Regions from separate parts of the Mus musculus genome. Here regions 1, 2, 3 and 4 are each linked to region 5. A link is a loop called in an ENCODE intact Hi-C map of the cell type or tissue named here. Cell type or tissue: gastrocnemius. All regions are shown on one strand. Each heading gives the region's core, and the rest is flanking DNA. Links, peaks and the distances in the headings are about the cores only.

Evidence for each region. Peaks named below come from ENCODE experiments on the same cell type or tissue, not always from the same donor. Only the 100,000 strongest peaks of a DNase experiment are listed, where the experiment ranks them.
Region 1: a loop joins it to region 5, with 5 times the contacts of the local background. A loop is called at or near these places in 20 of 42 quality-filtered maps.
Region 2: it touches region 5 in a loop (2.3-fold over the local background); 9 of 42 quality-filtered maps call a loop at or near these places.
Region 3: it touches region 5 in a loop (8-fold over the local background); 12 of 42 quality-filtered maps call a loop at or near these places.
Region 4: it touches region 5 in a loop (4-fold over the local background); 20 of 42 quality-filtered maps call a loop at or near these places.

Annotation. Positions count from the first base shown.
Region 1 is chr14:59,464,863-59,470,803 of GRCm38, forward strand. The region is part of intron 3 of Cab39l (calcium binding protein 39-like); the gene reads left to right. Among named protein-coding and RNA genes, the nearest start is that of Cab39l, 27 kb to the left of the region's middle. In gastrocnemius, for the core only: a CTCF peak has its summit at 3,114 (motif pointing right); no DNase peak of the experiment used is centred there.
Region 2 is chr14:59,401,823-59,407,763 of GRCm38, forward strand. Gm45935 (predicted gene, 45935) reads right to left here. Exons shown (of 24, transcript NM_001320725.1): 13 at 4,824-4,912; 14 at 512-594. It overlaps Setdb2 (SET domain, bifurcated 2), which reads right to left. Exons shown (of 14, transcript NM_001320720.1): 13 at 4,824-4,912; 14 at 187-594. The coding sequence ends at 477. Among named protein-coding and RNA genes, the nearest start is that of Phf11c, 11 kb to the left of the region's middle. In gastrocnemius, for the core only: no CTCF peak of the experiment used is centred there; no DNase peak of the experiment used is centred there.
Region 3 is chr14:59,152,767-59,158,707 of GRCm38, forward strand. Gm5142 (predicted gene 5142) reads right to left here. Exons shown (of 2, transcript NM_001004158.2): 2 at 5,737-5,941. The coding sequence ends at 5,919. Among named protein-coding and RNA genes, the nearest start is that of 1700129C05Rik, 13 kb to the left of the region's middle. In gastrocnemius, for the core only: a CTCF peak has its summit at 2,990; no DNase peak of the experiment used is centred there.
Region 4 is chr14:59,387,212-59,393,152 of GRCm38, forward strand. Gm45935 (predicted gene, 45935) reads right to left here. Exons shown (of 24, transcript NM_001320725.1): 15 at 5,819-5,940; 16 at 3,655-3,762; 17 at 2,058-2,188; 18 at 136-185. It overlaps Phf11c (PHD finger protein 11C), which reads right to left. Exons shown (of 10, transcript NM_001164289.1): 1 at 5,819-5,941; 2 at 3,655-3,762; 3 at 2,058-2,188; 4 at 136-185. Among named protein-coding and RNA genes, the nearest start is that of Phf11c, 3.3 kb to the right of the region's middle. In gastrocnemius, for the core only: a CTCF peak has its summit at 3,122; no DNase peak of the experiment used is centred there.
Region 5 is chr14:59,553,350-59,559,290 of GRCm38, forward strand. No RefSeq gene overlaps it. Among named protein-coding and RNA genes, the nearest start is that of Cdadc1, 42 kb to the right of the region's middle. In gastrocnemius, for the core only: CTCF peaks have their summits at 819 and 3,018 (motif pointing left); a DNase peak (open chromatin) is centred at 3,010; H3K4me3 peaks cover 326 bases; H3K27ac peaks cover 904 bases.

The DNA of each region.
Region 1 (5,941 bases), core at 567-5,566, 89 kb before region 5:
AGAATCAACCATTCGGAACACATAAAGAATCAATGGTGAGATATGGAGAGGAGAAATGCATTTTAGGGCTGGGAGCTCAGTGTAGAGCAAGTGTTTCCCATGTATGAGGTACAGGCCTCAGTCTTCAGGTACCAAACAAACAAAAAAGAATTCATGTTAGTATAATGGATGATACATTCTCCTTATTCATGACTGATGTTGATTCAGATTGGTTCTATTAATTTTAATGGGTTCAGAAGTATATTGGAAGCTATAGTTCATAAGGCTGTAGAGACAAAGGTTGCATGTACAGATGTTTTAATCATATAGATTATCTGATAGGTGAATCCAGACCTTTTTTAAGTTTTAGTATTATTTTTATTAGTGTGTAAATGGGAGGGAGGGATGTCTGTAAATATGTGTGTGTACAAGTGTATGTATGCATGTGTACCTCTATAAGTGTGCTGTGTAACAGTGCATGTACATGTGTTTGTGAGCATGTGTGTGTGTTTGTGTGTATTACAAATTTCTAAGTTACGTTTTTACATTGAGAATTGCCATTGCTAAGTTTATTTATAACTATGTCAATAACCCTCTCCTCCTATCATCGTTCTTCCCTTTCCCTGCCTTTCTCTTTCCTTGGTGAAGATGGATCCTAGAACCTCCCTTGTATTGGGCAAACTCTTTATTGCTGAGCTATGTCCCCAACCATAACCCTGTTTAGTCACTTTTGTTTTCATTTTTATTTTTTGAGCAACTTTATACATGAGAACTACATCTGCTTGACTCTTTCCATCTCTCCCCACTCTGACTCCTCCCGTTTCCCTCCTCAAGTTCATGACCTCTTTATTATTGTTACATATGTATGCTATTGGCTTTAGTACACATACATGTATATAGTCTACTAAGTTCATTTGGCTTTGTTCTTTTGTATATGTGTCTGTGGCTGAGCACTTGGGATTGGACAATCTTTGCAGGAGCTGGTACCAGAGGAAACAGATTCTCTCTAAGCAGCCATTGCTCAACTAGTAGAACTTTGTAGAAAGTCCCTACTCACGTTGGAATGTCAGTTGGTATTGTCCCTCCCATTGAGTGGGCTTTATTTAGTACAGTTAGACAACAACTGTTTACTCACAAGCTAAAAGTACCTCTCTTGAGTGACTGGAAATAGCTTCCAGTCCAAACACTGCTATGGTTCATAGATCTTACAGCTGGGCGAGACTACTGACTGGTCCTTTCCATGTATCATGAGAGCAAGACCTCCAGGGTGGAGGCTTCTAGAGCAGTTCTGGCTCAGTTCTTCCAAGTCCTGCGTCCTGAGTGTATGGTATCTTCAACACTAGGGTTTTATCTTCAAGAGCTGGAGGGCAATCAAGGGCAATGGAATATCCTTTATGGCTTGGAATGCTTTTATTTCTTGACCAACAACTTGTGTGTGTGTGTGTGGGGGGGGGTTAGCTGTATAAACGTGTGGAGGTCAGAGAATAACTTCTATCTTTTGTTCTGTTTCTGCCACTTAGCTCAGGGGATGGGACCCAGACCTTCAAGCTTGGTGGTGGCATCTTTACCTTCAAAGCAATCTTGCTGGTGCTTGAAAGTGCTTTTCTGTTGAGTTGGCATTGAAGTAAATGCATTAATTAATTAATTAGTTAATTAATTAATTAGTTAGTTAGTTAATGTTAATGAATCATATATTTAAATTATAGCGTTCAGTTTGTTTAGGCATTCTGAAACTTACCAAGTTTAAATTAGGAGAGACTTTGAGGCAGATGCTATAGTTTGTTGGATAAAGACTTGAGAGAAAGATCCTACAGTGTAGGTGGAAAGTGAAAACTGAGCTATGAACTGATGTCACAGGAAAGGAGAGAGGAGGTGGGTGGAGGTGGTGTGAAATGTGAATGAATCAAGAGTGCCCCAAATTAAAGCTAGGAAGGGAAGAGAATGGAAATCTAGATGGAAAGATGGCTTCCAAGCCAAATTCATACATGAATCTTCTTAATGGAAATTTAAATATGAACAAAAATTTACGTACAGAATATATGTGATATATGATAAAAAGAAACAACCTAAATCATTTTATAAAATCAACCTTAGGAAATGAAGTTACATTTCTCCAGTGAATCTTAGGTACCATTCAGTTATAGCCTTAACGTTGAGGAATAGATAGCAAAATTTACAGGTGTATTCCCTGGATAGTAGAATTGTATCTTTCAGCATTGATGAGGATTAGTAATTTAGCTGAAAGCAGCTAGCATGGTACCTGGCATAGAGAGATCACATAGCAATTGTTACTTTTGGATGTGTACTGAAAGTTCATGAACTAGACTTATCAAGAGGTCAAGAGACACTCTAATGGCCTTGGAGAATGGTGGAAAACCAGTTTGGGGCTAAAATGCTGAAGGAATAGGTAGCACTGGCACCCTAGAGAAATAGGGTCCCTTTGCCTTTTAGAAAGTTACAGGGTGAAAGAGAAATGGAGGAGTAGAGTACAGAGACAGTAGATTGGAAGGAGAAAGAGGACTGACAAAATGCATGATTCCTGATGCTGTGTGCCTAAATATTGACCCAGTCAATATAGTCTCAGTTTATGAAAGCCATATGACTTGAGAAACAACCCTAGCCAGAATAATTCTCCTGATACTCTGGGATTCCTAGTTCTTAGAAACCATGAGCTAATACATCTTAAACTCTTGTGTTTTTAATGTATAAATGGGGACAATTGTTATTCAGTAGAATGATACTAATATTGGTAGCTAAGTTAAGTGATACAATAGATCAGTATGTACCTGTAAATTCCTATGTTGAAACCTAAAGTTCAGGGAGATGGTATTTGAAGTGATAAGTTTTAAGACTTGAGCCCTTGTGAATAGCTTGCTTAACTCTCTATTATGTTAAAAATAAGGGGATCAGATTGACCTCTGTGAACTAGGAATCAGTGAATCTGTTATGTCCTTGATCATACACTTTACATCCTTCAGAAACACGATAGAAATATCTTTGTATTCCATTGTAGCAGCTTAAACAGAACAAGGAACATGCTGTTAGAACAAAGATTGTATTTTATTTTATTTCATTTCATGTGAATGAGTGTCTGCTTATGTATGTCTTTGCACCACTTGCATACAGTGCTTGCAAAGGCCAGAAGAGGGCATAAGATCCCTAAGATTGGAATTGCAGAGGATTTGTGAGCTGACTTCTGAGTGCTAGAAATTGAAATGTGTCCTCTTGAAGAGCAGTCAGTGTTCTTAGTCACTGAGCCATCCTTCCAACTTCAGAACAAATACTTCTAAAATATATGTAACTTTGAGGTCATTAGTGGATGATTGGTGAGTGGGTTTTGCAGATCCACTTGTGAAAACATGAAGTTCCAACCTTAAGGAAGCTGTAGACTCATGTCCTTAGATGAAGTTGCCAATTAAGGCTCAAAGAAACGCAAGGGAATCTAATTAAAAACTGAGGAAAGAGAATCATTATAGCATTTTATCCATAGTACTCTGCAAACAAAATAATAAACAAAATAATCACGGGAGGTAGAGGGAGGGAGGAACATGGATGGGAGAAGGGAAGGAGAGGGAAAAAAGTGGGGGCAGGATCAAGTATGAGAAGAGACAGGAGAGAAGTCCAGAGTGCCAGGAGAATGAATAGAAATACAGTGGGAGTGGGAGGTTGGGGACCAGGGTGAGGGAACCACTAGGAAGTCCCAGACGCCAGGGATGCAAGAGGCTCCCAGGACTCAGTGGGGATGACATTAGCTGAAATACCCACCTGAAGGGAGATAGAACCTGAAGAGACCACCTCCAGTAGATAACATGGCCCCCACTGGAGAGATGGGGCCACCCACCCATCTCAAAAATTTTAACCCAGAATTGTTCCTGTCTAAAGGAAATGCAGGGACAAAAATGGAGCAGAGACTGAAGGAAAGGCCATCCAGAGACTGTCCCACCTTGGGATCCATTCCATCTGCAGACACCAAACCCTGACACTATTGCTAATGCCAAGAAGTGCCTGCTGACAGGAGCCTGATATAGAGGCTCTGCCTGCACCTGACTAATACAGATGCAGATAATCACAGCCAATCATTACTGAGCCTGGGGACCCCAATGGAGGAATTAGGGGAAGGACTAAAGATACAGAAAGGGATTGCAACCTCATAGGAAGAACAATATCAACTAACCACACCCTTCAGAGCTCCCAGGGACTAAACCACCAACCAAAGAGTATACATGGGTTGGTCCATGGCTCCCACTACATATGTAGCAGAGGATTGCCTCATCTGACATCAGTGGGAGGGGAGACACTTAGTTCTGTTGAAACCTGTTACAGCAGTGAAGGAAGATGCTAGTGGCGTGAGGCTGGAGTGGGTGGGTGCGTAGCGGTGCATCCTCTTAGAAGCAAAAGGGAGGGGAAATGGGATGGGGAGTTTCCAGTGGGGAGACAAGGAAGGGGACAACATTTGAAATGTAAATAAATAAAATCATCAATAATTTTAGCCGAGCAGTGGTGGTGCACCCCTTTAATCCCAGCACTTGGGAAGCAGAGGCAGGCAGATTTCTGAGTTCGAGCCCAGCCTGGTCTACAGAGTGAGTTCCAGGACAGCCAGGGCTACACAGAGAAACCCTGTCTCAAAAAAAAAAAAAAATATATATATATATATATAAAAAATGGGGATATTCCTTGATTTGTTACTCACCTTTTTCTTTCCCTAGAGTAGCCAACACAGATGGGGAGTGAAACAAGAGAAACCAGAGCAGATGAATTCTGTTATTCTGTTATTATGTTTGGCCTTGAATTAATAATTAGTGATAAGGCACATCTGGAATATTCCCAAAGCATTCATCCTTTAGAAGTTCCTACGTGCTCTGATTTTATGAAAGCCAAATTGAGTATCTTTAGCAACTTCCAAGGCCATGCAGTTAAGTCTTCCTGAAATGGAAATGAGAAGAAAAAAAATCTACAGGTATCTCCACACATGGCACCGCAGCAGTCCTCCAGAAAGGGCAGCCAGCAGGTCCTTTGCTCTGTGGCTCCTTTCTTCTCTAAGGCTATTGAGGACTAAATCCTGTGCAGTTGCATATCAGCTGAAGGGAAATCCATGGTTGTTTATACCTACGTTCTGGTGTTTAAGGAGGGGAAAAATATTGAAATAGAACAAGAACAGAAAGTGAGAGTGTAAAAGACAGTACGAAGCTGCTAAAGAGAGGCCCAGGAATTAAGAGCATCCATGTCAGGCAGCTCACAATCACCTTTAACTTTAGCTTTGGGGGACTTACCACTCCCTCTATTCTCCATAACACTTGCACTCATGTGTACATAACTACACACAGGCCTACACATATACCTAATTAAAAATTAAAGTCTTGATTAAAAATTAAATTAAATTTTAGAAAGATGGTGGGGAGAAGAAAGACATATATATATTACTTTAAAAGCAAAGGTTTGTTTTTACTCATTTTAGAAAATTCTGTGTGTCCAGCACATCTTTTGTGTATCTCATAGTGTAATATATGCATGTATGTTTATTTTATGAAGGTAAAGTAATACAGTAATTTCTGCTATTAAGGATGGGAAAAATACTGAAAATTTTTTTCAATATTTGTTTTGAGTATAATAAGCTTATTGTATGTAGTGTGATTGGTTTATTGGGGAATGACGAGAATAAGGAGGTATCTTTTGTGCTTTGGGGAAGTTTCATAAGTCAGAAGCACTACATATATATAGAAACCACTCCACTGAACCACACTCAAGAGACCTAAACACACACGTGCACATGCTCTGCTGTGTCTGCACATCTTACTGGCTCTATTGGAAAGATCTAAGACAGGAACACCCATAGTGCCTGCCAAAAGAAAAGCATTTCCACCCTTGTGTGTGGACCACATATACTGATGTTTCTTCATTTTTGCTTTTTCATGTGTGTCTTGGTGTTCTATTGCTGTGACGAGACGTCATGATGATGGCAACT
Region 2 (5,941 bases), core at 483-5,482, 150 kb before region 5:
TCCCAATAAAGATTACTTTCAATTACTGTGTATAAAGCAACTCCTACAGTGTCTAGACTCCAGCCCATCATTCATAGTTCTCAATAGTCAATGAATTGTCAGGAATTTAACATCAGGTTTGTAGGTTAAAGATATAAAAGTTGGTCCTTTGGAGCATAAATTATAAATAATAATCACAAAAACAAATTCTAGTATAATTTTATATTAATATATAAAATACAAAAGTTACAAATTATACAATGATATGTACATAAAATATATTATTTATATTCTACTCATGTAAAGTTAATTAACTGTAATAACACTGTGATACTTGATGAGTGCCCTTATTTTGCTTCTAACCTAAGATACAAAATTAGACATAAAACATCAATACCCTGAACAAAGGAAACAGAAGTATTAACCATAATCTCTTTGACAACTGATATTGTTATACATTGAGCAGCTCAGTTCACGGATGGATATCAGATATAAAGTTATATTAATTTTTTCCGACACTTATTAAACCCACATTGGCAGAGGATTTCCTTTGCAGGCGTGGCCCCAGCTTCATAACCATAATCCCACGTTAGTTCTGTCCTTGCTTTCACATACCTACAGAGTAGAAACAAAAAAGAATCGTAAATCATACTAAACTATTCCACAACAATTAACCTTGAATATTACAATTTTCATATTAACAAAGTCAGCCATCCTAAAGTCAATCTATTTTCTCTCCACACTGTCCACCATTCAAAATAATCTTTATTAAAAGTTAGTCATTTGATTTTTATTTCAAGTCTCCCAAAATCCTATGTAAGAAGGAATATCCATGTGGAACGGAGTTTTGCAAACATCAAGACTGTGGCACACAAGCAAATGGGGTAATTCTGACTTTAAAGAAGATACAGGGCATGAGCTAATTTCTTCTGTGGGACAGCTTTCTTTTTTTCTTTCTTTCTTTCCTTTTTTTCTTGGTTTTTCGAGACAGGGTTTCTCTGTGTAGCCCTGGCTGTCCTAAAACTCACTCTGTAGACCAGGCTGGCCTCAAACTCAGAAATCCACCTGCCTCTGCCTCCCAAGTGCTGGGATCTTTATAAAGGCGTGTACCACCACTGCCCGGTTTTTGTTTTTGTTTTTGTTTTTTTTCTTTTTCAGATTTATTTATTTTATTTACGTGAGTACACTGTAGCTGTCTTCAGACACACCAGAAGAGGGCATCAGATCCCATTACAGATGGTTGTGAGCCACCATGTGGTTGCTAGGAATTGAACTCAGGACCCTTGGAAGAGCGGTCAGTGCCCTTAACCACTGAGCCATCTCTCCAGCCCTGATAGCTTTCTTTTTCAATTGCTATTTTACTTTAGGATATAAATGGTTTCCTTTGGGTGTTTTAGCAATGACTTTGTGAATCAAAACCATCTGCTATCTTTTTCCTTAATATTTTTCTTCTTGTATTTTTCTCCCACATTTTTAAGAACCATAGAAATTGGTCACTTCTTATCCAGTATGGTTTTGCTTGTGATCATTTCTAACACCTCTCTGAATTTCAACTCATTGTTGCGTTGAGCTGTGAGCTGGTTATCCCATCTCTAAGAGACTTGAAAGTCAAGAGACAACTCTGTTCAGACCCAGGAGCAACCTGCAGTAAGTTGCTAAATAAAACGTGCTATTTGAACGGAGGTATATGTCTACCTTCTTTCTATGGATGCAACTATGAGCATGGTGTATGTAAAAACACTGTGGGCCTGAATGACATGGCACCTAGCTGTCCAAGACGTGTTCCCTGTGTAGGTACATGGTCAGCTCCACTGGTTTCCTCAGACCTTTCCACCTGGCTATGAATATCATGTGACAGAACAGGATCTCATAACATCGACCTCTTTCATAATAGTTGGTGCTTGCCCTTTCCTAGAAATTCAAGTGTAGTTGCCATATGTATTTGATGACCAGTGTCCTAAAACAAAGTCAATCACTTGTCATTTGTCTTAATGCATAATCTCCATAGCAATGTCTGGCATGCTGTCTCAAAGCACTGACTACACCTTAACTTTGCAATACTCGTCCACTCTTTCTGGCTGTGCTGGTGGTCAAAGCCACTGCTTTGTGTGTGTTGGGTGTTCTAATGTCCCTACCCTACAGCTACTTCACTTTTAACAGTGCTGTCCAACACATGTCCACACCTGTGTTTCTTTATAAATGTAACTCTCTTATATTTACTTACTAATACTTGTAAATAATTCTAAAGATTAGTAAAACCTTATGTGAGACTGGGAGTAAATCTGAAGTAGATAAAAAACATTATCCTAAATAAAAGTAAAGGTCTAGGTGTGGCTCAAGCCCAACACTTGGGAAGCAGAGGTGGGTTGATCTCTATGAGTTGCAAGCCAGCCAGAGCTACAAAGTGAGATCCTATCTCAAAAACAAACAACAACAACGAAATTAAAACCAAACCAAAACAAAAACTATATAATCAGAAAAGTAACAGGGGTCTATGCAGAGGGACCCACAGAGCAACTGAGAAGCAACTGAGAGAAATATGTGGGGGAAAACAGAGTGGATTACTTGACTGATGGTTGGGAGGGTACAGAAAAGCAAGTTAAAGAGCTAATCACTTAGCCACACCTGGTGGTACACACTAGTAATCCCAGCATTCAGGAGGTTAAGGGAGGAGGACTAAAAGTTCATGGCCAGCCTGGTGGTGGTAGCCCATGCTTTTAATCCCAGCACTTGGGAGGAAGAGACCGGAGGATCTGGGTTCAAGGGCAAGTCTACAAAGAAACCCTGTCTTGAAAACAGACTAACAAAAAGCAAATCAACAACAACAAAAAACGTTCTGGATTATGTATTGAGTATCAACTCTACAAAGAATAAACAGCAAAACCCTGTCACAAAAAACCCACAAAGCTAAATGACTCTCTCTGCTTTCTACAACATATATAATTAACTGGTGTAAAATTAAATGTTTATATTTAGAAGTCAAATTATAAGACTACATATGGAAAAGGTTATTTTTTTCAATTTTTTATTAGATATTTTCTTCATTTACATTTCAAATGCTATCCCGAAAGTCCTCTATACCCTACCCCCCAAAAGGTTATTTTTACGCATATTGTATGCTATATTGTTCATGAGTATGCACAATAAAAACTAACTCTGTAACCATCTTGTATCCTGGGTCCCAAAGAGACCAGTCTTCACAGGAGAGCACGTGGGCAGCAGTAGCAATATAGCTTCTGGGACAGGGTCCTTCTCCGGCCTTCATCTTTAGCCAGGAGGCAGAGCTGAGCTCCAGACCTCTGGGCACTTGCCTGCAGAGAGTGCTCTGACCACTGAGACTCAGAAGAAAGTTGGACTCCCAGGAGTGCTGACAGAGGCTAAGAGAATCACAGGAAGAACAAGCTCCAACCAGAGAGAACTATAACAGCTAACGCCAGAGATTACCAAATGGCGAAAGGCAAACGTAACAATCTTACTAACAGAAACCAAGACCACTCAGCATCACCAGAACCCAGCACCACAGCAAGTCCTGGATACCCCAACACCCCTGAAAAGATTCCGATTTAAAATCATATCTCATGATTCTGGTAGAGGGTTTTTTGTTTTGTTTTGTTTTTTGTTTGTTTGGTTGGTTTTGGTTTCGTTTTGTTTTGTTTTCCAGACAGGGTTTCTCTGTGTAGCCCTGGCTGTCCTGGAACTCACACTGTAGACCAGGCTGGCCTCGAACTCAGAAATCCGCCTGCCTCTGCCTCTCAAGTGCTGGGATTAAAGGCATGTGTCACCACCGCCTGGTGAGGATTTTAAGAAAGACATTAATAACTCAAAGAAATACAAGAGAACACGGCTAAACAGGTAGAAGGCCTTAAAGAGGAAGAACAAAAATCCCTAAAGAATTACAGGAAAATGCTAAACAGGTAAAAGTCCTTAAAGAAGAAACACAAAAATCCCTTAAAGAATTACAGGAAAACACAACCAAACAGGTGATGAAATTGAACAAAACTATTCAAGGTCTAAAAATGGAAGTAGAACCAATAAAGAAAACCCAAAGGGAGATAACTCTGGAGACAGAAACCCTAGGAAAGAAATCAGGAGCCATAGATGTGAGCATCACCAACAGAATACAAGAGATAGAAGAGAAAATCTCAGATGCAGAGGATTCTGAGATGGCTGAGAAACACCTGAAACAATGCTCAACATCCTTAATCATCAGGGAAATGCAAATCAAAACAACCCTGAGATTCCACCTCATACCAGTCAGAATGGCTAAGATAAAAAATTCAGGTGACAGCAGATGCTGGTGAGGATGTGGAGAAAGAAGAACACTCCTCCATTGTTCGTGGGATTGCAAGCTGGTACAACAACTCTGGAAATCAGTCTGGCGGTTCCTCAGAAAATTGGACATAGTACTACCGGAAGATCCCGCAATACCTCTCCTGGGCATATACCCAGAAGATGTTCCAACTTGTAATAAGGACACATGCTCCACTATGTTCATAGCAGCCTCATTTATAATAGCCAGAAGCTGGGAAGAACTCAGATGTCCGTCAACAGAGGAATTAATACAGAAAATGTGGTACATTTACACAATGGAGTACTACTCAGCAATTAAAAACAATGAATTTATGAAATTCTTAGGCAAATGGATGGAAATGTAAATGAAGAAAATATCTAAAAAAAAAGTATTAATTCCAACCCTTTAAATTTTTACTGACTAGTTAACAATTTAGGTAAACTGACTATTTTATGATACCAGATGTTTGGGGTTATGTTGCATCTTTTCATATTTACTATCTTAAAAGCTACAGCTACAGAATTAAATTGTATAAGCAAAATAAATCACAAACCTGTTGGTGAAGAAGGCCACCAATGGGAAATTCCTGTCATGTGTTTCTACAAAAACATTCTGCACCCAGAGATTTGGACAGCAACTATGCTGTTAAACAAAACAAAACAAAAACCAGAGGTTAGACATAGCATCCTTGTTTCTTACACATCTCACTGATTTTGTCCTTCTCAGTTTAAGTAATATGCAATCTCCCACAGTTCTTAGCCATGTAGTTAATAGCAAGAACCAATTTAGTATAGCCATTCAGACATGCTGACAGAATGTCAACATAGAACTCCCAAATGGGGATTGCTATTTATTATGAACACATTTATCTCCTGACTCATCAACACTATATTTAAAATGTTGTGTATAGGACCATCTGCGCAGATATTTATGTGTAAGATTGTTGATAAATATTGTTTTTTAACCAGGACACATTTGGAAGTAAACTTAATACCTGCCTATTGGGAACTAGCTAAAAAATGACAAAATGGAATTCTATGCAGCGTAAAGGGAGACACATGCTAACAAGAAGAATCAGGCCCAGTGAGATGGCTCAGTGGGGAAAGCCATTTACCAACCAGCTGGATAATCTGAGTCGGAACTTACATGGCAAAAAGGGGAGAACCAAATCTCCAAGTTATTCCCTAGCTTCCACACATGCATGTGTGTATCCCCTCCCCCACATACAACATATATGAGTATAAAATAGGAGAGGACCAGGAACTCCCGTGTACTGATACAGAATAAACTTCAGGATAGTATTGTAAGTTTAAATATAAGAGAAAGCTCAGTCAACAAAGTACTTGTTATGCAAGCATGGAGCCCTGAGCTCCATCTCCAGACCCCTTGTGAAACATCCAGGTGTGGTGGCTCATGCTCATATGCGGACCAGAGCAGTAGAGGCAGGATGATCCTTGGGGCTTGCTGGCCGACAGCCCAGACTGATTAGTGAAATACAGGCCAATGGATCGCCTTGTTTTAAAAAACCAAAGGGGATAGCACTAAAGCAACAATGCCCATGATTGACCCCAGGCTCCCAAACACATGTGCAGGTAGGTCGCTACCATGCACTCAAAGTGAATAAGCTATATAAAAGAGAACCAACACCATAAATGTATTTGCAAAGCTAAA
Region 3 (5,941 bases), core at 269-5,268, 400 kb before region 5:
GGACACCTGATGTTTGGAATGAGTATAAATATAACCCAACAGACAGTGTATGATGCTCTTGCATTGGTTCACTTTGCAACTTTTTTAAAAGATTTATTTATTTTGTGTATGTGAGTAGACTGTTTCTCTCTTCAGATACACCAAAAGAGGGAATCAGGTTCCATTACACACGATTGTGAGCCACCATGTGGTTGTTAGGAACTGAACTCAGGGCTTCTGAAAGCCCAGGCAGTGCTTTTAACTGTTGAGTCATCACTTCAGTCCCCCAACTCTTCAATGATCTTTGCTTGTCATGGCATTGTAGAGAGAAACATACCAAAGAATTTCTGATGGTACTCCAGGTGCTTTGTGCTGCTTCTACAGACTTGTGCCAATTGGTGGAGCCTTGTGGTTTCTTCTGGATCAAGAAGCTGCTACTGATTCATGTTTGGTGCTTTGCTAGTAGACTGGACTGCTGACGGTGAAGACTGGGGTCACCACAAAGAACTATTTCTAAACAGGTCCATAACCCCTGTTTCCTATTTACCTTTCATTTACCCTACCTCTAGTGGGTGGTGGGCTAGAGGTTGAAGTGTTAAAGAGCCATAATTGAAGTAGGTTTTGAAAAAGCAAAGCCTACAGAGGACTAGCAAAGGTAAAGAAATACAGCTGCTGGATTAATTTACAATAATTATACATTTATACATACATTTATAATAAAAATAATTCATTTTACAGAATGGCAATGGTCAGGTTGTGTCTAAGATATGTAGGCCTTAGCACATGGAAATGCCTTGTAGTCTTGGAGCTATAGTTCCACCAGACAAAATACAGTGTGGCTGAGAGGCCTCTTTCAGCTTCCTCTGAGGCAGCAGTTCTCCACCTGTAGGTCACGACCATTGGAAAACACATATTTTCAATGGTCTTAGGAACTGAGACACTGCTCAGTACCAAAACTACAGTTATGAAGTAGCAATGAAAATAAATTTATGTTTGGGAATTCCTAAGATTATTGGAAATATGTATTTTTCAATTGTCGTGACCCACAGGCATTGAAACCCTTGAGCTTGTTGTAGCCTTTGAGAATAGATGTGGATGGTCACATATATCTGGAGATCTCAAAAGGCTCTCTCAACTCTACTAAGAGTACCTCTTGCAAATGGAAAATGTTGGGAAAAGATGCCAGGGAGAGTGGTAAAAAGTAATGGAGAGAGACGGGGAAAGCCTGAGAAGAGGGAAAAGAAAGGAAAACTCAGGAGAATGAGTGATTTGAAAAGAGCCATTAAAGTTTAGATAAAAGTGAAAAAACATGCAGATACATTTTGAAGAAGGAAATGATGGTTCTCAAATACAGAAGGAGAAAATCTATAATCTGGTAAGTACAGGGTAGCATGTCTCAGTGAGGGATGGCTGGTTTCAAGGTCTCTGTCATTGTTCAGGTGACTCTAAGATACCACAGACTGTCTAGAATCCTATTCCCATTCAGTGGAGACTGAGACATTCTGAATTAATTATAGTAATTAAAACTAATTACAGTAAGTAAGGTGTTTATAATTGCATAACTAATGGAGTCTAAACACTGACAGCATCCATTTGTGCAAAATACTTAATAAACAAAACTCAGTACAGAATGGTTTTTATTGATTCTGAGTAACACGGATGTGACTTGAAGACTCGTTTTGAAGACCAGGGCCTGAGTAGTGACAGTTCTTGTACACCAGGCTGTTGGTAGATGGCAATTTGGGTTACTGGTTACTTATTTGGTAGGTTGTTGGTCAAAGTATTTGGTCTGAGTTGTGATGAATAAGAAGAGCTCTCTGATGATTCCTTAATTTGGAGTGTATGCTTTCTTTCATAACGTCAGTGGTAGATTTAAAGTGTTCTTATTACACACCAAAAAGGATAGGTATGTGAAGTAATTCTTATGTTTGTTAAGGCAATTAAGTTACATTTTTAAACCTTTATGGCTGCAGATATATCTGTGACTGAACAGGTCAAGAGAGGGTATCAAATGTCCTGGGACTGAAATTATAGATGGTTATGAGCCACCCAGTGGATACTGGGTTGAACCTGGGTCTTCTGGAAGAGCAACAAATGCTCTTAATAACTGAGCCATCTTTCTAGCCCATTGAGCTATTTATATATATATACACATTTCAAAACATCATATATGACAAACATTCAATTTTTGTCAAATAAGATTTAAGTGGACATTGGGAAGGTGGCTTATTGTATAGAGAAGTTGCCACACAGGATAAAGAGTCTTGGTCCCAATCCCTATCCCCCATGATAAATTCAGGCAAGGCTGTGCTCACCTATTTAAGCTCAGTGCTGGGAATGAGGATAGAGATCAAGACAGAAGGATTCCTAGATCATAGTGGCAAGCCAGTGTAGACATGTTGGTGGGTTCCAGGTCCAATAAAATTTTTATCACGAAAAATAAGAACAATTGTAGAAGCTGTCAAGTCCTCTATATACATGTGCACACATGTAGGCATATACAAAGTCATACATTACCCAAAGAAGCCAATACTCAACAGGTGAGCAGCCACACACAAAAATGACAAGACCCAGAAACACCAGAACAGTGCACACAAAGCTGCTGTGGGACTTCTAGAGACATAAAAATATTTACTGCTTATTTTACTTGAGAACATTACAAGACGTGGGCATTGAGATTTGGACACAAAGTTGACATTCTTCAGTTTTCAGTACAACAAACCCCTTGTTTTTCACCCTAATGGCTATATAAATGCTTTTTTCAGTTTGTGGGCATGGGGTTGTAAAACAACAGTATATGCCATCTTAATAATTATCATGATGATTGTCATCAGTCAACAATTTTAAGACCTACGCCAATACATTGAAAAACTTTCCTACTGCCAATTGCTGATATATTAGTGAACCTAACTGATTTTTTGTACACTGGAGCATAAATGTTACACTTTTGTATGATAAAAGGGTTTCGTTCTTTCAGGGAATTTGGTAGTGCTGCCTTTGCCTCAACTAGAACACTTGGTGGTGCTATTTGAAAACAGTTTGGAAACCTTAACTGGTGAATCCTGCATGGAAAAGGGAAGTCTGGAGGTTGCTCTTGAAACTTTACAGTTCTGTCCCTCTAGCTGTTTACTCTGTGCTGTCTGGGTGAGCATGCTAGACAGGCTGCAGAGCCTCAGTTCATGCTGTCCCTCCTTTCCTGCCAGATGTGTCTTAACCTGCTGCCAGGTCTTACATACAATGCTTGAATGATGCCCTGAAAGGGACAGAGAATATATGCTTCCTTCCTTAAAGTGCTTACGGTGTCTAGGGAAGGAGGGGAAAATCATAGATGCAGGGATGGGTAGGGTACTCAGATTATAGTGGGTAGAGCCTTTGGTCAGCTCATCCTAGGTGAGGGAAGATGTTGGTTTCCAGGAATGAGGTGAATTCAGATGTTAGTTTCCAGGGGAAGTATTGTTACCTGGGGAAATATTGTTAAGGATTCAGTAGGACAAGGTGTTAGATGCCAGCAGCTCCCTGTGGGTAAATATTGGTAGCCATATACACTAGACAGGTTGAAGTTAATAAAATTATCTTATTCATGTTGACCCAGTATGTGCTTCTCATTTATTTGAAATAAACTATTGCTTTCCTGGACCATGCATCTTTTGGGTATTCCATAAAAAGTTTCTGCCCCAATGCTTCTTCTGACACTAATTTTCCATCTCCATATTTTAGCTTCATAGTTGGGGTTTTATGGAGTTCCTTACCAAGAGATAGCGGCCAAGTAGAGTTGGCTGTCTCCTGTGAGTGTAATCTTTCAAAGTAAACATCAGACTTATATAGTCATTACAGAAGAAAACAAGGAAGTTAGGTAATACATCAGCCAAGATACATTAAGGTCATCTGATGCATAATGACTCTAAACAAAAAAGAAAAATGCATCCATGAAAATTGGCAGGAGCCAGGCACTGTTTACAACTGAGATAAAAAATCAACCCTATCTAAAGTCAGCTAATACTTAGAAGACCTAACGGTAGTTCCAATTCTAGTCTATTGTATACCCCACCTTCTTCCTAAGCCATTGTAAATTCCTGTGTATGGGAGTGACTCAGCTGTTATTCTTTTTTTTTCTTTTTTTTAATATTTTTATTAGGTATTTTCCTCATTTACATTTCCAATGCTATGCCAAAAGTCCCCCATACCCTTCCCCCCCACTCCCCTACCCACACACTCCCACTTTTTGGCCCTGGCGTTCCCCTGTAGTATTTACTCTAGTTCCTTCTTAAACCACAACCCACCTTCTTTCTATTATTATGTAATGTAGTCTGCCATACATGACTCTAATGAGAATTCTAAGTTTACTTTGTTGAACTTGCCCTGGGATTTCTAACTCTTATCCAGTAAATTGCAATGCCTGATTTCTTTCACTATCTATCAACACTGGAGGCATTTCATCTGAACAAGTAGCATTCTTACGAAATTCAAAGCCCAAGGTCGGCTCAATGATTAACTAGGATGTTGGGACACTGGTGGAAGCCAGGAAGCAATGTCCAATCTAACTTGGCTATTTGTCAAATCATTCCTTGGGAGCTCCTATAATAAAACTATACTGAAAGAAGGCATGCAAAACCCTCCACAGACTATCACAAGGACAAATCTGGACCACATTCATATTATGGGATGCCAAGGACCTCCAGGAGACTCATTTCTGTGCAACTTTTTTGCCTCAGGACTGCAGCCAAGCTTTTGGACTTGTCTTGCAGACTCCACTGGAGTGGGTGTGGCAGTTGTGGTCTATCTTGTAACCTCAAGACGAATGCAGGACCTGCTATTGATACAGGAAGGAAATGATCAAGGAGAGCTATCACCTTGGTGATTTCATTCTCTTCTTTGTACCATTTCTGATGATGGGAAGGTGAAATTTCCAACAAAAATAGACTCACCTTCAGTGGAAACTGAAGTGGAAACTTCTGGTTTCTTTGGAAAAATCAGTTATGTCAAATGATGTTTTGCTAAAGCAAATATATGAAAGGATATGTGATGTTTAGAAAGAATATAAATATGACCACCAGACAGTAGGAGCTCAAGCATTGGTTCGCTTTACTCTGCCTTGCTATTCTTCGCTAACAGCACACATGTACTAGTTTGCCTTACATTGAATTGTTGAACTCACTTGTGGTGACAACATAGGGAGAAACTCCACAAGGAACTTCTCGTGAGGTTCCTGTGGCTTCTTACTATTTCTGTGGCCTTGTGCCAGTTGGTAGGCCTTCTGGTTTCTTTTGGATTGAACTTCCCTTGCTGGTCCATGTGTGGTGTCTTCAAAGAGGACTGAATTGCAGCTGCTGGTTCATATGTGGTGTCTGCTGAGAGGCCTGGACTGTAGCTGCTGCTTCATATTTGGTGTTTTCTACTGGACTAACTGCTGATATCCTGACAACGAAGATTGGACTCACCCCCAGAGAACTATTTCTAAGCAGGTCTACTTCCCCTGTATCCTAATAACTTTTCCTTTGGTGGGATAGAGGGGGGGTTGAATGCTTATTAAAGTAGGCTGAGAAAAATGTATGTCTATACTCATCTGTTTTCCATTTTCATTTTTACGGTAATTTCCCCTCAAGGAACCTGACACTGCAGATCACACGTGTGTATTCCTTTCCCTCACTGAGTACTAACCCCTTTGCCAGTATAAAATATATCATTCTTCTCCCTATTAATTTCCCTTGTTTGGGAATCAGTTCTGTATGAAATTAGCAAATGTATAATCATTGATTTATTTACAAGTGAAACATTTATTTCTGTGAATGGTGCCCACATTGTTTATATTCAATACACAGGATGGCTACATGTAAGTATGCTACCTCTCTAATAATCATCTTGTCCTAGATGTCATATTTTAGGTTTTGTAGACAGTGTTGTAACTTTGGGTCTTGGAGTTACTTGAGAATCTTGTAGTCTTAGCATTTCAGGTTCCTCTGGT
Region 4 (5,941 bases), core at 658-5,657, 170 kb before region 5:
TGAGTTAGAAATATAATGACAATGACTAGAAATAGCTCAGTGCTTCCTAAAAATTACAACTGAGAAGAAATAATTAGATTATCTCAGGTTTTACTTAAGGAATTAGCTTTCTTTAAACTCATTTTAGAAACTTACCACTTTCAGTGGCCTCTTCTTGTTGTGGAGGATGTTCTGGGCAAAATAATCTGAAAATACAGAATTTCAAAGGATCACTGAATCTTTTAATTTGTAGAGATCCACCAACCTTTGTCTCCCCCGAGCTGGCATTAGAGCTAGATGGAATTACACTGGCTGAAGTATGCATTTTTTAAAAGAAATGTGTTCAATCCATGTCAAATTGTCAATCCACATCCAGTGTGGGTGAGGGTGGCCATTGTCTTTGTGCCCTCTGAGCAGTAGAAAGAGGACTTCACTCTCTGAAGGTGTGAATGCTGGGTGACTATTTTGAGCACTCCTAGTTCCTAGGCTGTGATGAGGGGCATCTAAGAAACTATGGTCTAAGATTTGAAGCTTCACTCTGACCACCCACAATCTTGCGGATCTTCACAGTTCACACAGACACACGTGCAACACTGTGGAGAGTGACTTTTCAGATCAGAGTGGGCCTTCACTAGCACTTGGATTTGGTGAGTGTCTTCAGAGAGAGAGAGAGAAGGCAGCATAGCAGGCTAGAGAACAGGAGTGAGGAGCTGTAGGGGACTTCTCTGCCCAGGCTTGCCTTTGTCTTAGCTCTTATGAGACCTAGGGTCCTCCAGTTACTCCAGTGCCCTTCCTAACAGCACCCAGCTCAGTCACCTCCTCTGGACCTGGGACTTCTGCCCACCTTTCATTTAGTCTCAACTGCATTCCCAGAGGGACTTGGGTTTGTACTTTCACTTCTTCTGTACATTGATTTTAGGCTTATACTACCATGCTTGCCTATGAGGTTTTGTAATGCAAAAGGAAGTATAGAGAATATTAGGATACACTCTCTCTCCTGTGTCCTCCCCATGCCCAGTGTCAGTAATTTTCAAGTCAATGTGAAGCCTCTTCCTACTTCAGCCCCTCCCATGAGCCAGTGTTCAGAGTAGCCAGTGTGCACCTGTGTCCCACCCCCAGCTTGGTGAGAAATTGTTAGCTTCATTATATTTGTATCCCTCAGCACCTTGTGAAGTGTCTCAGTTACTCTATCCACCTGAATGCTTAAAATAAAATTTAAACTGCAGAGAAGCCCACTTGTTCCTTTCTGAAACAATTATATAATTAAAAAGGTTTTTGTTGTTGTTGTTTTTGTTTTGTTGTTGTTGTTGTTTACATTGAGTTAAGTATTTACAGTGTGGTTACTACACTTTTTAAAATTTTAAGTTATCTCTGTAATTTCAAGGCCAGCCTGGTCTACTTGGTGAGATACTGTCTCAAAAATAAAACCTATATCCAGCAGGAACTTCAGTCCCTTTCATTTGTTCATGTGTGTAAAAATGGCTGTCAGTAAAGTGAGTTCTTTGTGAACATAAATGATGAATGTGAAGTCCTTCTATAGGTTTCTCAGTAATTCAAATATAAAAAGCACTGTTCAAAACTGAATGAACTTTTACAAACAGTGACAAGCTGGGGGCTGGCGAGGTGACTCTGTAGGTAAAGGTGCTTGCCATCTGTCAGCTCCCACAACCTCAGTTCCACGTCTGGTCCAACACTTGAAGGCAACAGCTCATTCCCACATAGTATGGGGACAGACCCATGACCTGTGGATGAGTGAGTGAAGGAGGGTGTCTTCCCGTTGCAGACAAGAACAGAGCTGGACTGGCTCCTGTCTCTTGTAGGACATGAATGATGTCATTAGGAATGAGGCTCTCCCAGGAACAAGAGAGGACAGAGAAGATTTAGAAAGTCAAACAAACCCTTGAGTAGTTCTTTTCCTGTCATGTGCAGAAATGTAAAGCTGAGTTCCTGCTGGTATCCCATAACCCTGTTCCCACATGAAACTCATTTGCATGAATTGAACTTGAGAAGTATGTCACAGGCTAGCCATTCCTTACACACACACCCCCCACCATGGAGTTTGAAAGCTATTTGATTACTTGTAAGTTCTTGTAACTCCACCTTGTAGAACTGCGTAGTCCTCCTTGGCACAGAATAAGTGGTAATTCTTGGCACAAGATGTTTCACCACACCTTACGATGGCTCCTTCATTATTACAAAACGAGCATATCTATAGAAGAATAGATCATAATGAGGAAATACTTGTTTCATTATTAAAATGTAAGGATGTCATTAAATGTTGCAGGCCAGTGTTTTTGTCCTGGCTATCTCTGGCATATCCCAGCCTACATACCCACACTAAATAGGAATTAGACTTGGCAACCCATGAGGAACTTTCAGCAAAACTGCAGATAAGTAGCCATGAAAGGTCCAGCAGAGACAGTTGTATCATGGTCCACATAAATGGAAAAACAGAGAGATTTCTTAAAAGTGAAACTAGCAGGCTTCTTTATCCCTAGGCAAGGTGTTGGTTTGGGGGACTTTGAACCTCAGTTCAGAGCAGCTCCTGCTGTGACACTAAAGATTATCATCTCAGCTGGCACTTTCTATGACTTCCTCTTAGACATTTCTCCCTGGGATAGTGGTACCAGCTCTACAGGGTTGCTACTGAGGATAATATGAAATGAATGAAACCCGTTTCCAGTGTATAGAAACTAAAAACTGAAGACACAACTAACACCATAGTGTTTTTCTTGATCCCTTGATTTAATTTCCCTATCTGTTTTTATATGAAGGCATACATACTGATGCTTAGGCATTTTGTGGCTCCAGTCATTAACACTTTACTGTGCTTGTGGTCAGCCATGAAACACTCAAACTTGCCAACCTGTTTACTAATCTGCAAATGGCCTTTTATAAAGAAGCCCAGAGACCCAGTGGACCTCAGAGAGACAGCCTTTCCCATTCTTCTTTCCTGCAGAGTCCCCTTATGCCCTCAGCCCCAAGGCAGATGCTGACAATGATAACCACCCAGAACTGGTGCAGAAAGACATGCAGCCACCCTTGGCATTCAGAAGGCATCTTACTGCAGATGAAGGATAAAGCCTTTTGCTCTGACTGTGGCCTGCAGCTTTGAGGCACCAGGAGGACCAGCTAGCTGCTCTGAGGCAGGAGAGCAGAAGCAAAGCCTAGATGGTGCTGTTGAGCTGCGGAAATGGGTGTTTGCTCTGCTGGAATGACAGTAAGGACTTGTCCACCCTGTCTGACCAGAGAGTTTTCACCCAGACAGAAGCATCTCAAGCTTGCTCTGCTGATGTGTGCGACAGTTGGCTGTAAGCAGACAGCGTCAGCTGAGGGAGCGTCTCACAGTCCACCTTCCAGCTCTCCACATGTTTCTCAAACCCTGCTACACCATAGACTCTATTTTGAGATGAAAGACTCAGTTTTTTATTTTTATTTCTGTTTATGTGTGTCTGAGAGACCAAGCATGTTAGTGCATGTGTCTGTGAAAGCCAGCACGGGTGTCTGATGCCCTGCAGCTGGAGTTTCAAGCAATTATGAATTGCTATTTCAGTGCTGAAAGGGCAGTAAGAAATCCTAACTGAGAACCATCTGTCCACCCACTCCAAACACACTATCCTTTGAATGTAGACCCCACGACTCATCATTTATAATAGAAAAGCCATGTCAACTTACCATTGTGCTTCCTCTCCAGATCCTTTCCAGTACTGATTTCACATCAACATTTCTAGCTATTTTACATGGATTATGGGCCTCACATTCCACCAATCCTGATGAATACAGCTGAAGGTTGCAAAACAAAAGCAAAAACAAAAGAAAACAAAAACTAAAAAAAATCGCAGAGTCAGTGTGAGGTAGCCCTGACCGACACAAGTCAGAGATGCTTCCGAAAAGGGCTGCAGAGGAGTGCAGAGTGGACAATGCCTCAGAGCACTGGCCACTGCGCAGGAGATGAACAGACACGAACCTTGGGCTCCTGTGAGAAACTCGGTCTGCAGACACAGTTGTACTGGGTAACTGATCTCTATTGACTCTGGGCCCAGGCAGACAGTGGCTCCTGCAGCATTGTTCTCTGCCTAGGAATGCAGAGCAGGCTCTGGCAATGGCTGAAGCCATGCAGTCAGAGAAGCCAAAGCAAGGGACAGAGGCCATTCCTGATGGCTTTCCAGGTCTCCTTCTTAGACTTCAAGGACTGTGCCTACCTCCACAACCATATGGCAGACCTACTCTTGACTTGTTGAGATAGGGTCTCACTGTAGCATAGCTGTAGGCTAGAACCCTGTCTCTGTCCCCGAGTGCTGGGACTAAAGCCATACACCAATACACCTGGCTTTTATGACTTTTTTTTTTAATAGATAGGATCTAGCTATACAGCCCATGTTACCTGGACCTTGGACACTTCCTTAGCTTCTAAGCAATGGAACTACAGGTATGGGTGATCACAGCTAGCTCTAAATTCCCTTGTGTGTTTTAGCAGCCACAAGTCTCTTTCCTCTTCAGCATTTCAGAGGATGGAGAGAGGGTTCTGTGGTTAAGCATGTGCATTGCTCTTCCTGTGCTCCAGAGAGTCTACATTCAGCTCCCAGTACCCAACTCACATGTGAACTCTAGCCCTAGAGTGTCATACATGTGCGCGCACACACACACACACACAAATTACAATCTTGTTTTCAATTTTATCAAATATGTGTGTCTTATAAGCATGCTTGTGTGTTTGTGTGTGCTCTATGCATCTGTGTAATTTTATTTATTTGTTCTCTGTGTGTGTTTGCACCTGCTGGGGTACATGAAGAGGACAGAATACTTTGGCTGTCTTTCTCCACTGCTCTTTACCTTCTTTTCTAAGATTTTTTTTTATAACAATGACTCTTTTGCTGTCATGTATGTTTGTGTATCACATGTGGGCTGGGTTCTGCAGAGGTCAGAAGAAGGTGTTGTATCCTAGGAAATGGAGGTACAAACGCTTGTGAATGAACCCCTATGTGCTGTCAAATGTACCTGCCAGAGCGGTGTAACCACTGAGCCATCTCTCCAGCCCCTCTCTACCTTACTTTATGGACCTGGAAATCTCACAAATTCAGCTCAACAGGCTGGCCTGCAAGCTTATAGAATCCTGTAAGTTCCTCCCTCTAATGGGATTACAGGCACACAGTGTCTTGTCCAGCTCATTGCAGGAGTCCTGGGGATGGATGCCAGGACACTGATGGACACTATGTCTTCGGCACATTACTAACTGAGCTACCAGCTCTCTAGGTCCAGATAGCTGAAGTTATTGTGAGTCATATAAACAATCTACCTGCTTTCATTTGAAGATTAATGTTACATATGAACTTTAAAAAAAAAGAACATAAAAACATGGGGGAAATTATAATACTTAAACAGGCAAAGGATTGCATAAGAATTAGAAATCATAATGCAAATGTTAAAACTTGCATGTGGAATTCTGGGTTTAGCTCTCTCTTTCCCCCCCATGGTTTGGTGTTAGGGCCTTTCTATGTTTCTGCTATTCTGTTCCAGCTGCAACCTTAGTGCATTAATATGTTGTATTTTATGGGTATTAAATTTGCTTCCTGAAAAATGCTGATAGAGAAAGATGGGCCAGTAAGGTGGCTTGTCAAGAAAAATCACTTGCTGCCAAGCCAGAGGACCTAGGCTAGCCTCAGAGGCCAGATGAAGGCATCACATACCCTGGGCCTGGGGTTATGGGTGGATGTGAGCCACAGTCTAAGTTCTGGGAATGGAACCTGGAACCTGTGGAAGAACAACCAGTGCTCTTAACTACTGAGCCATCTTTCTAGCCTTACACAAGTAATTTTAAGGTTATTCACCAGTAACTTACCAAACAGTTTTCATGAGCAGCTATATTAGCTGATGGTACAAAGTATATCACGCTCCAATCATGGCCTTCAGGGCAGAGGGCACATGTTCTTTTTTCCATCTTTTCTGTAAGCTGACAGAAACC
Region 5 (5,941 bases), core at 588-5,587:
AGCATTAGTGAAGATGCAGAGAAGTTGGAGCCCAGGCTGTGGGTGAGGGTGTGAAGCCACAGTAACCAGCACACTGGTCACATGGCTCAGCACTTTCACTCCCAGATGTACACTTGAGAGAAATGAAGACATCCCACACAGGAACTCACACGAGGAAATGTTTATCGAGGCATCCTGATGAAGTCTCCAAAGAGGGCAATCTATTGGTAAGTGGACAAAATTTACTGTAGCCACACAAACTTTCCAGCTGCAGACATAAATGATGCACCGACCCATTCCACACGGTGTGAGTCTGCGCTAAGTGAAAGAAGCCAGGCACAAAAGGCCACTGTTCGCCCATCTGCTGCTGCTGAAACAGAACAGATGAGCTCCAGCCATGCAAGAGGAGCAGAAAAGCATCAGCTCCTGGTTCTAGAGGCTGGGGTGTCCATCACTGAGCCAGCAGCATCTGATACGGACCTCACTGCACCAACACAGGGTAACAGAGGCCAAACAACAGCATCACGGCCACGCACAAAGGCAGAGCCCATGACCTAAGCTTTCGACTTTTTTTTTTAAATTGGAAATAGATTTTTATCATATATTATAATTATGATTTCATTCTCTAGCTCCTCCCAGCTCCTCCCCACCTTCCCATACTCCAAAATCCACATCTTCCCCCCCCCCATTCGAAAACAAACAGCTATCTAAGAAAAAAAAAGGAACAAAGAAAGAAAATAAGATAAAATAAAAACCAACCTGACTAGGACAAAACAAACAATGCACTCCTTCTGTAGTTGAATCTCAACTAGTTGGAAGAACCATTCACATCATGGCTACACACTAGATGGTGCTGTTCACATACAAAGTCCAACACAGAGAAGTCTAGAGACAGAAAGCTCCAGGCTTGAGGGAGGAATGTGAGACGGCTATGTGGAGAGACAGCTAAAGGCGGAGAGTTCTCATTGAGGTGACGGGAATTTTTGAACTAATTATGGCAGTGCTTGCACATATCCGCAAATTAACACACTAAAATTGTTGAAGTATTCATTTAAATGGGCAAACCAGCTAGTGTGTGAAATCGTAATAAAACTGTTCAAATTGTTGCCACAGACTCACTGTGCTTTGTCTGCAGAGGGACTGACACCGGGGTTGCACAGACTACACAAGCTCTACCACTGAGCTGCATCGCTGCCTTGTGACCCCTGTTATCTCTTGGGTGCTTTCTGTGTTATCTGATGCTATTCGTCGTGAATCTTCATGCTACATATTATTCCATGCACTGTACCAGACAACCCCAGCAGAGTCTGGTGTACCTCTAAGTCAACAGAGTATACAGAAGTGTTGGTGCCCACCCATGATCCTCTCCTTGTGAGCACACCTGGAATGTGAATGGTTGCTCATCTTTCTGAGGTTTGCTATTCTCTGATGCCGTCCCAGCAGCACTAGGGAAAGTTCTCTGTTCCTGCATTGTTTCCTTGCTTCTCCACCCTCTAAGTGAGTCTGATTCTCTTCTTGGCTCCTCTTTAGAAGGCCTTCCTGGGCGAGACACATTCTAGACACATCATGTTTTAGAGGTCTCTCCTCCTGACTCTCGGGCAACAGGCACATTTTAATCCTTGACCATAATCCCAAACTCTTGATTTTAAACCAATGGGCCATGCCTCCAGGTGACAGACTGTGTTAGTAACTTTCCCTCGCTGTCACTAAATGACTGAGGAAAACAACAGGAAGGAGGAAACGGTTACTGTGGCCTGCTCTGTCTGGCCCTGTGCGTTTAGGTATGTCACAGTGAGGCAGAAATGTGATGAAAGGAAATGGCTTCCCTCACAGTCACCAGGAAGCAGAGAGAGATTGTGTGGGGTCGGGGTAGGGTAAAGACGCACAATAAATCTTTCCCGGGCGCGCCTCCCTCAGTGACCTACTTCCTTCCACAGGCACTTCCTCCTACAGTTTGCACCAGCCTGTCATGACCCCATCCATGGATGAACCCATTGATGAGATATCAGCACCCCATGATCCAGTCATTTCCAGGAGAAAGTCCTACCTGCCACTGCAAGCCTGCCACCTGAGTTTTTAAGAGACACTTCCTGTCCAAACCTCAGAACCTCCCGACTTCTGATACCCACACTGCCACTCTGGCCCCAGGACACACAGACAGATGTCCTGTTTCAAAGCCCTGTTTGCCTTGGTTGCATTAGGCATCAGTGTCTCATTCGCGTTTTAATTCGTTCAGTGCAGCCCAAGTTAAAACCCTTCCCTTCTGCACCTCGCCCAGCCCAAGCCCTGCTTCTGTCCCTGGACACTTGTTTAAGTGAGTCAGCATGGAGTGTTCTCTCTTTTCGGCTGGAGGAGCCCCACAGCTCACCCTTGCTGCCCTCCCACCTCCTGAGGTCCTCTTTCCAGGCCTTCGGGGCTCTGAGATTGCCAGATGCAGCAGGTCACCTTCTGCAGTGGTTCGGGTCCTATGTGCATCAGACACACACAAATCTACCCAGCTACAGCCTTTCTTTTTTGACAGTCTTATGTATCCCAAGCTGGTCTCAGATGCTCTGTGTAGCTTAATGCAACTATAAACTTCTGACCCTCGCTTCTTGACACCTGTCGGCAGTGCTGAGGATTGAACCTAAAGCCTCATGCATGTTAGGGAAGTACTCTTATTAACTGAGCCACATCCCAACCCAGAGGCAGCCTCCTGTCACAGCGCTGTCTTCTTTTACCTCCTACAGGCCTCACCTTCCTCCATCCTACATCTCAGTAACAGCACACCTCATGCTCCACCCTCACGTGTCTTGATCGGCTGACTTTAGAATCGGTCGATCCTGGTGACTTCATCCCCACGGCTCCTGAGGACTCGAGACCTCGGAGCTCACGATGCAGCTGCCTGTCAGTGGGTTACAGGCTCTCACGGGTCTGGGGTTTGGACAGAACTGTGCCTTGCCTTTCTTTTCCTCAATTCAGAATCCTGGTGTAACCCTGCACAAATCAGTTTCTCTTCCAAAAGGCCCCTCCTTCAACTTCTGGGACATGCTGCCCCCTGCTGGCTGAAATAAACAATGCTATCTTTATTGGAGTACTGGGGGACTCTTAGTTAACAGATCTGTGTGGCTAGGCTGAAACTAAATCACTGATCAAGTGACTGCCTGTCAGGAGTCTACCGGGCCTACTCATTAGGAGCAAAATTGACAAGGTGCTTATCACGCTGCAAGATTGGGTTAAATATATCCACGGGTCAGAACCACAGTCCCATTTTAAGTCCTCAAACAAAATTCCTAAGCAGGGGTTGTAGCTTAGTACTTGCTGGCCTGCCAGAGGCCCTGAGTTCCTCCACAGCACTATAAAAACTAAAGATAGAAATAGAGTTGAAAACCCTAAACTTGCAAGTTTCTAATTCTTTGGGGCTACTCTAACAAGGGCTTCTGGGTGGCCTGATGCTTGTCAGGCGACGTCACCTTACACTTGGACTCTTGCAGGTATCTTCGCATCTAGACCGGGGTCACTCCCGTACACTGTCTCTTTCTAGCCAGTGGCCAGACCCTTCTGAAGGAACTGCCCAGTGGCCATTTACTCTGTGGGAGCTGGGAACTGGCCCTCTGGGTGTCAGAGAAGACTTGGGCTCCCAAGAGAGACATAAAGCAAGAGACTGAGTGGGTGTGAGAGGGAGCTGGGGAGTGGGGGTGGGGTAGAGTCAGCACTGGACCACAGCTGTGGGAACAAGAACTTGGCGGCAGCAGTCTCCAGACGTGAGTGAGAGGATTAGATGTCCAGGGGTAAAGGCTGTGGAGACCCAGGAGGGCTTGGCCATTAGGAGTAGGAAACGTTTCCCAAGCTATTGCTTTGTGAGTGAAGGTGCAGGTGCTGAGGAAGCCAGCCCATGTGTCCAAGGAAGGAAAGGATTGCGATACGGTGACCTTCACTTTGTTGAAAGTTGAGGAAGTGTCACAAAACAAGTTCCCCAAAGCACAGCAACTTCATACCCAGGACAACTTTCTAGGCCAGTAGGTGAAATGCATATATTTGAATGCTTGGTCATCAGGGAGTGGCCCTATCTGAGAAGGGCTAGGAGGTGTGCCCTTGTTGGAGAAACTGGAGGTCTGCTTTGAGGTTTCAAAAGTCCATGTTAGGTCCTGCCTCTGTCTCTGTCTCTATGCCTTTGTCTCTTTGTCTGTCTCCTCTCTCTCTCTCTCTCTCTCTCTCTCTCTCTCTCTCTCTCTCTCTCTCTCTCTCTCTCTCTCCTCTCTCTCTCTCTCTGCCTGTGGATCCGGATGTAACTATCGGCTACTTCTCTAGCACCATGGCCTGTTGCCATCTGAAACTGTAAGCCAGCCCCAACGAAGTGTTTTCCTTTATAAGAGCTGCCCTGGTAATGGTGTCTCTTCACAGTAATGTAACAGTGACTAAAGCAAGTGTGAAAACAGGAAAGCTAAAATTTGGGGCCATCAATGTTTCTCACATAGGAAACAGTTCTACATGAGAAGAAAGGTGACACCAGAGAGAGGTTGGACAAAAGTCATGACTTCCGGGAAGATCAGGAATTTAGAGCAGTAGGTTTAGGTGTTATCCTGTCAATTATTATCAAACAATGATTAAACCAGTTATTCTGAGGCTCCATCTCCTTGTCTAAGTTGGAACTTACCCTGACTTTGGTGAAATTAAAGCCCTGGTGTGGCAAATCCTTTACAGTCACTGCAGACCTCAGCATCACAGGGAGCCTCCAAAATGAGTGGGAGGCTGTCGTGGGATGCTAGCACACAATGGCTAACTTCAAATGCTGATGGGTAATCATGTGGTGGAGAATGAGACAAAGAGGTCTGTGTCCCTGCTGAAGGACCAATGACACAGAGGAGGGAATGGCTGGGGTGAGGCTATTTCACAAAAATAACAGTTTGGTAAAGACATCTGTTTTAAGAGAGGTGTGAATTCTTCCTTATCATGGCCTCAGAGCCCAGTCTGAGTGACCGGCCACACCTAGAGAAGACCCAGAAAGATGGCTGCACAGATGGGTTGGGGGGATCTGTTGAGGTTTGGTCTGTTGCTATGTATTGCAGTACCAAATTCTATATCCCAAAGTCTGGTCACTCCAAGACAGTGAATTCTCACATATGCAGCTTTTGTTGTGCAAACCTTGCTCCTTAACTTAAAACTAAAATAAGATGCCACCAGCCTACCTGGGCAGATGAAAGGTAAGCAGGATTTCAGTTCCTGGACTCTGGGTCTGAGGAGATACCACTAAGGGAAAGAAGGAAGAAGGTGCCATGGGGTAGGTAGATTGTGAGCACATGGCCTTGAGGGCTGGCCTATTAGAGAAAGAGAAGCCCAAGAACATGACAATTAATGTCTTGGGGTTATCGACAGGAAAGTAGACAAAATAGCATCGAGGGCTGATATCTGCCCAGCTCTAGTGCTTTAAGGCTTATTATATAAATATAAAGGTTTCACATCTTCTATTTGGGAAATAAATCATCTAAAGTGGGGTAGAAACCCCCACATAATATTTTCCACAATAGGGATCCATTCACTGCCTTTTGAACAAGGGCCATCCACCAAGCACACCACTCAGTATAAGGGTGCTGCTGTTCTTGAAGTTTCCGGTTGATGCAAGGACATCTAGGTGGGTGTGGCTACACTCCAGGAAATGCCCAGGATGAGCCCCAGTAGTGGAAATGATTACACCCAAAACACCTCTAGTCCCCTGCAGATAACTAACCCACAACTAGCTGATGTCAGTGGTCCACTTGAATGCAATGTGCCAGTGCCATCAAAACTTTACTCTGCTAACTAATAAAACATGCCTGACTTTAGAAAATCCTTGGCTCAGTTGGTAAAGATCAGAACCCATGTAAAGATACCAGGCATAAGGGTGCATGCCGATAGTCTCAGCACTGGCATGGCAGACACAGAGGGATCCCTAAGGCTAGCCAGCCTAGCCTAATTTATGAGCTTCAGCCAATTAGAGACCCTG